Linked DNA regions of Homo sapiens: region 1 is linked to region 2. Evidence: chromatin contacts called from ENCODE Hi-C or POLR2A ChIA-PET data. All regions are on one chromosome and are shown on one strand. The core of a region is the stretch at or near the end of the contact, and the rest is flanking DNA. Distances in the headings are between cores, read along the strand shown.

Region 1 (3,378 bases), core at 378-2,877, 1.0 Mb after region 2:
GGGGTGCAGGTGGCTACACAGAAGCGATTAGCCATCAAGGGACGAGGGTGGCATTGGGATGAAAAAGGAAGGGCTGGCTCTGAGCTTCACCATGAAAGAAGTGCACATGAGAATGGTTTCTGTCGGGCCCTCACTTTGGTTAATTCTACTGCTTTCTCCTCAGGGATGATGAAGGCCCCCAGCTCATCCCCAGGGAAATGATGCAACCAGGTAGCTGGATCAGAAATGAAAAAGTCAGGAAAAGGGAAAGGTTGCTTGCGCAGTTACTAGGGATACGAAAAGGAGGCTAAAAAACGGCAGGGGGTGGCCTGGAGGGAATGTGAAACATTTTTGTGTGTTTTACACACACCGAAAAAAAAAGAGGACATGGACAGAAACCTAGAGAATAGGAGGACAGCATAGTATAGTTACTAAGAATAAGCTAAGAGTTGGTTCCCCGGGACCAAACAGATACCATTTCCAAAACCCACGAATTACTTACCGGCTGTCTCAATTCACCTAAGCTTCCCTTTCTTGTCTGTAAATGAGCATGAAAGTGCCACCTGTATAAAATAACTCAGGCTCCCAAAATGTAACATAGGGAAGCTCCTAGCAGCGTGTCTGGGAGGAATAAGCATTATCTGTATTTATCGTATCAAATTAAGATAGAGGAACACAGGAGGACAGTAGAGGATGAAAATAAAACACTACTTAGATCCTGACCCTCCTCAGTGGCAAGTAGTGAGCATTCACTTCGTACAGAAGTAGCACTAAGGCAAATTAAAAGAAAGGTTCACATTTCCTCTAAAAGAAATGGTTTTTGAGTCATGCCAATACCACTTACTCAATGTCCTCTGTACTATACTATTCTCTGACAGAGCCACTTATTAAATGTGTGAACTGTGCTGACAACACTTGACAACTTTCAACATGAGGGAACAGCAGGATCACTTAACAGAACAAAATCGTAAAATAATGTCAAAGCTTGATTTCAGGTGGTGCGGTGTAGCACTGCTCTTCACGAAATCAGGACTCCCCCGACCAGGCAGGGCCGACTAGGTTAGAGTGTCCTGCCCTCACTCACCTGGCAGGGCTTGGGATGAGCTGGACGTGACTGCCACAGGCATTTCTGTTCAACCTTGAAGCCTTCGCTACAGGAGACCGCCTGGCAGTCGGGCTGGGAAGCAAATCTGAGAAACAAAGAGAGACCAGGCGGAAAGCCCTTGGGACCAGGAAGGAGAGATGAGATTCTGGTTTGGCAGTGGCACCTGGTACCCGCTATTAATAAATAATAGGACTGTCTGACATTTATAAGGCACTTTATCGGTAATAACAGTGTCATCTCCATAAGCCATTCTATTAGTGGTAACAAATAATAGCCCCACGCCTGCAATATCTCCTTTAATATTCCCAACGTCCGCTAAGCGCGTCTCATCACCATTTAAAGAAACCGTGGCTCCTAGAGGTAAAGTACTTCGGTCACAACGCGAGGAGGTCCAGACTTGACCCCAGACCTCCAGACTCGAGCTGGGAAGTGGCCGAGGCTCCTGGTGAGCCGCAGGGCAGCCTGCCCAGCCCCGGGAGGACCGCGTGGGAGGGCCGGGAGAGCAGGTGGCTGCCCCCCACAAGGGGGCGGGCTCAGCCGGCCAGTCCTGCCCGGAACCCCCGGCAACGCGCATACGACTACACCTGCTCCGGAGCCCGCGGCGGTACCTGCAGCGGAGGAGCTCTGTCTTCCCCTTCATCTCACGCGAGCCCGGCGTCCCGCCGCGTGCGCCCCGGCGCAGCCCGCCAGTCCGCCCGGAGCCCGCCCAGTCGCCGCGCTGCACGCCCGGGGTGAACCCTCTGCCCTCGCTGGGACAGAGGGCCCCGCAGCCGTCATGCTTTCCGCCATCTACACAGTCCTGGCGGGACTGCTGTTCCTGCCGCTCCTGGTGAACCTCTGCTGCCCATACTTCTTCCAGGACATAGGCTACTTCTTGAAGGTGGCCGCCGTGGGCCGGAGGGTGCGCAGCTACGGGAAGCGGCGGCCGGCGCGCACCATCCTGCGGGCGTTCCTGGAGAAAGCGCGCCAGACGCCACACAAGCCTTTTCTGCTCTTCCGCGACGAGACTCTCACCTACGCGCAGGTGGACCGGCGCAGCAATCAAGTGGCCCGGGCGCTGCACGACCACCTCGGCCTGCGCCAGGGAGACTGCGTGGCGCTCCTTATGGGTAACGAGCCGGCCTACGTGTGGCTGTGGCTGGGGCTGGTGAAGCTGGGCTGTGCCATGGCGTGCCTCAATTACAACATCCGCGCGAAGTCCCTGCTGCACTGCTTCCAGTGCTGCGGGGCGAAGGTGCTGCTGGTGTCGCCAGGTGAGCCCCGAGGATCGCCCTGCCCTGGCACCAGGGCTTCTCGGCGCCTTGACTGACGAGCCACAGCGTGGCATAAGGGGTTCGCAGAGGGAGGTTCAGATCGGAACTGTAGGTATAGAAAAAGGTTGGCAGTGTTTCCTTGAATCGCAAATAATGATCTTTTAGGACCACCTGTTGTGGAAGCTGATAATGTGCTAGGTTCTGTGTTAAGCACTCTACAGGCAGTGTGGTTTTTAATCCTCACAATGGGTAGGCTTTGTTATAGGACTTTTATAGATGAGACCACTGAGGTCCTGAGAGGTGAAGCCTCATGCCCAGCCATCTATCTCCAAATTCCAAGCTCTTAATCAATACTTATAACATCTGCATTAAAATGCAGAGGATCTTGAGTGCGAACTCTAGTGGATCCAGAGGGGCTCTTCTCACCTCTGCTGCTTGACTGGCTGTGTGATCATGGGAAAGTCACTTCTCCTCTCTGTCCCTTGGTTTGCTCCTCTCTAATGAGGCAGGCTTCAATGTTGCTTCCAGCTCTCAACTGCTGTTAGCATCCTGTCCCCTCCCTGCAGAACAAAGGTGACCCCACCTGATCCCCAGGGAGAAGATACTGGGGATCTGCTACAGGACCGTTGTGAGCCCCCACTGCATCTATCACAATAGTGACCCTTTCAGTTCTGTGGTTAGCTCCTGCCACATTTCAGCCAGACTTGAAACAGTAACTTAAGTGATGACAAGGTCAGGAAGTGACAGAGAACCTGTTACTCACAGGGCTGATGGCTTTCCCCTCCCAGAGAGCTTGTCTCTGCACTTGAATAAGGACCAAGGGTTCCTTCTCTCAGTCAGTAAGAAGAGGCCTACACAGGAGTGGGCTGAAAGACCTGGGTGACAGGGTAGGGGTCGAGGGAGCCGAGGAGCCTCAGCTTTCTAGAATGCATTTCTGTGCTAAGCCCTATAGTAGATGCTTTTATTACCCCGGGAGATAACATATCACTATCCCCACCACCACCACCACCATTATACAGTTGAGAAAACTGAGGCTTAAAA
Region 2 (3,521 bases), core at 882-3,381:
AAAAAGGATGCTTTACTAATTGCTCTGTAAGGTGCTTTCTAGTCTGCATCGGTTTTGTTGAGACTGCAATAGCAATGTATCCAAGGTCCAAACTAATGATTTGCCATCTGGTTTCATTTAGCAAAGTTAATGTTCGGTCATCAAGTACATATTCAGTAGGAAGTATTCTTTTTCGAAACAGTTTCTACAGTCATTTTTTTTTAACCCTGTATAAAATGAGTTTATTTTGGACTGTTAAAAAAATTCAAAACTTTAAAATTTGTTATTTTTCAACTAATGCAAAAGAATATATTAGAAACATCTGAATAAAAAATGATTCTGGGCTGGGCACGGTGGCTCACACCTTTAATCCCAGAATTTTGGAAGGCCGAGGTGGGCTGATCACCTGAGGTCAGGAGCTCGAGACCAGCCTGCCCAGCATGGTGAAACCCCGTCTTTACTAAAAATACAAAAATTAGCTGGTGTGGTGGCGGCTGCCTGTATTCCCAGCTACTTGGGAGGCTGAGACGGGAGAATCGTTTGAACCTGGGAGGTGGAGGTTGTAGTGAACAGAGATCATGCCATTGCACTCCAGCCTGGGCAACAAAGAGCGAAACTCCATCTAAAAAAAAAAAAAAAGATTCTGTTCTTTTCTGTATTTACTGATGTCCCTAAACATTTTACATTTTTTTTTAAAATTTAGGTTATCTCCCTATTAAAACTATTTACAAGTGACAGTGATGACTCCTGTTACTCAAAATTAAACCAAAATGAACATCAAACTGGGATTTATTGGGGCCCAGAAACAAGAAGATATAATTCATTCATTTGAAAATGATAAAGAGGGACTGAAATAATAGTGAGAAAGCTGCCCTGAGACCAGAGTAACTTTGTTTCTTTGATGTATCATTTACAGTAATAACCCAACGGGGTGCCAAGGGGCTGCCACTCTTTGGCTATGCTTTATTGTCCATTCACACTTTGTCTCCATGTTTCCTTCCCCCTTCCTCCTGTATACATGTATACAGAAGGGGGAAGGAAACATGGAGACAAAGTATGCATATACATATAGAAATTCTGGAGCAGTAACTTACTGATGTATACAACTTATCGAATCTCTCTGAGTTATGCTACTACCCCTAGTGTGTTGGGCATGTTGGCTCAAACTTCCTTAATCAGGAAACTTTGGAATGGGTTTATTGCTAGCTGTCTTTGCTTGGGTTTAATCTCAATATTTCTGAGGTGCAAAGTGCACTAGATTGAGAGTTAATAGATCTGAATTTTAATTCCAGTTTTGTTCCCAATGATCACTGTGACCTCAGGCACATCATTTCACCTTTCGTCGTTCATTCAGTTTATCTTACCTATTCATTAAAAACCAATCTGCCTGCCCCCAGTTGCTTTCTAGTGGTAGTGATGATGGAGGTGGTGAGAGACACAATAAATACATAAGCAAATAGGAGAACTATGAAGGAAGGAAAAGTTAGTGATGTACTAGGGATAGTGTACTTTTGATAGGGCATCTAGGATTTCTCTAGATAAGTGAAAAATGAAGAGGTTTAACTGGATGCTAAGGGGTCTTGCACATTAAAAGGCATGTGTTTCCGTCTTTTCACTACTGTGTTCTAGGAAGGCCCACCAATGCCTCTAACCTGTAAATAAATGCAAATCTATTTAAATCAAGTGATACATCAATTTTATGTTGCTTGATTTGGAAGTAATCCGCAAAGAAGCAATAGCTAAACATTTTAGTGTTGTTTGGGGAGTAGCTGCTGAACAATAAAGACCAAAACCATAACTAAAAAACAAACAAACAAACAAAAAAACGCAGCCCGAGACAGATCAGAAACTAGGTGTATGTAGGGCGCCAGGTTATGACACTGTTCTCTGACATCCACAGGGCGCAAAAAGAAAACCTCACTAGTCAGCTTCGCACGTGCTCTGCGCAGGGGCTCCTGCGAGGCCCTAGTCCCTCCCTGGGAGCTAAGAGCAGGACGGAGGCTGTACCTGACTGCTGCTTGGAGGGAACCCTGGCTGAGTCCAGGGAGGAGGAGCCAGAGGAGGGGCCGATTGGAAGCAGCCACCTCAGCGAAGCTGCAGGATTTCCGCAGGGCGGGAGCTGTTTATCTCCCGGAAGAAAACGGCTCCTGTCACAGAAGTCTCGTGATTGCTCTGGGAGCTTTGCTTAGACACTTGAAACTACAGGAGAAAGAAGGATCTAGCGAAATATGGCTACAGAGAGCCCTGCTACGCGTCGGGTCCAGGTGGCAGAACATCCTAGGTGGGGGAGAGGAGACGCCGGGCTTTGGGATCTGCTGGGTTGGCTACGTGTAGATCGGGTCCACAGCACTTGGCTCCTCCCTTGGGGCGCTGCTTTTGGTCCCGGGGAGCAAGTGGAACCCTTGGGATTCTATAAGGACACGTGGCTGGGCTTGCAAAAAAGATCACGCCGCAAACACATTCTACCTTGACTACTACGAAGGGTTGTATGTTTTTTTCTTCATCCATGCAGATTCTTCTTTTCCTTTTCTTGTTGTAATTAGTGTACTCTTTCTACTGGGCTTCAGCAGAAATGCCCATATCCACACTGAACTCCTCTCTTTGTCTCGCATGCCAGTTGATACTGCTTTTTAAAAGTCTTCTTTCTAAATATTAATTGAAAACAAACACAAAAACCTTCTTGGTGTCTGCATCCTCTTTAAAACAAAACAAAACAAAAACACGAGAATCTCTGAACTGTCACTTAGGGAATTAATTTGCTGGCAGTCCCTAGCTACACAGTAACTAATAGTTTAGTGATGTCTCGGGGAGGATCTTTTCAGTTACAGGTACTTTGTAGAAATACTTCGTTCTGACTAATGGGGCTGAGGTCTCATAAAATGAAGTCTGTCACCTGCTACATTAGCGAAGGGCTTTCCTGACTCTCTGCTTTTGCTGTTTTTCTTTTCTTTTCTTTCTTCCTTCCTTTCTTTTTTCTTTTTCTTTTTCTTTTTTTTTTTTTTTTTGAGACGGAGTTTTGCTCTTGTTGCCCAGGCTGGAGTGCAGTGGCGCCATCTTGGCTCACCGCAACCTCCGCCTCCCAGGTTCAAGCGATTCTCCTGTCTCAGCCTCCTGAGTAGGTGGGATTACAGGCAGGCGTCACCACACCCGGCTAATTTTGTATTTTCATCAGAGATGGGGTTTCTCTATGTTGGTCAGGCTGGTCTCGAGCTCCTGAGCTCAAGTGATCCGCTCACCCTGGCCTCCCAAAGTGCTGGGATTACAGACGTGAGCCATCGCGCCCGGCCCTCTGCCTTTGCTGTTTTCAGTTTTTTTCTGTTAGTTTTTTTCTCTGGCATCAAGTCCTTAAGCTCTTCCTACTTGGTGGTTTATTACCACCGTGTGTCAGTTGATGATATTATACTTTACTACAACTTGAAAATGTTCTTTCATCCTTAAACCAGCAAACAGTGTGTCTTTAGTTACCAGAAAGAAGCATGATTTCTTATTATAGAGTCCAGCACAGCTTTGGACTACTTCTCAATGTCTTTGAATGTTTTAAT

What was found. A loop is a pair of places that touch in the nucleus more often than their neighbours do. ChIA-PET counts read pairs that join two places held with the same protein, here RNA polymerase II (POLR2A). Pooled maps may share reads with other maps.
Region 1: a loop to region 2 is called in a pooled map, with 10 times the contacts of the local background. The contact joins the promoter of SLC27A2 here to the promoter of GALK2 in region 2. A Hi-C loop is called at or near these places in 4 of 50 pooled maps. POLR2A ChIA-PET finds 5 or more read pairs at or near these places in 2 of 52 experiments (OCI-LY7 and activated naive CD4-positive, alpha-beta T cell).

Annotation. Positions count from the first base shown.
Region 1 is chr15:50,180,569-50,183,946 of GRCh38, forward strand. SLC27A2 (solute carrier family 27 member 2) reads left to right here and starts at 1,628. Exons shown (of 10, transcript NM_003645.4): 1 at 1,628-2,337. The coding sequence starts at 1,860. It also overlaps a transcript of ATP8B4 not described here. RefSeq lists silencers at 1,520-1,859, 2,130-2,229.
Region 2 is chr15:49,168,116-49,171,636 of GRCh38, forward strand. It overlaps GALK2 (galactokinase 2), which reads left to right and starts at 2,132. Exons shown (of 10, transcript NM_002044.4): 1 at 2,132-2,260. The coding sequence starts at 2,208. It overlaps MIR4716 (microRNA 4716), which reads right to left and starts at 1,038; the gene lies at 955-1,038. RefSeq lists enhancers at 1,544-2,448, 2,080-2,319.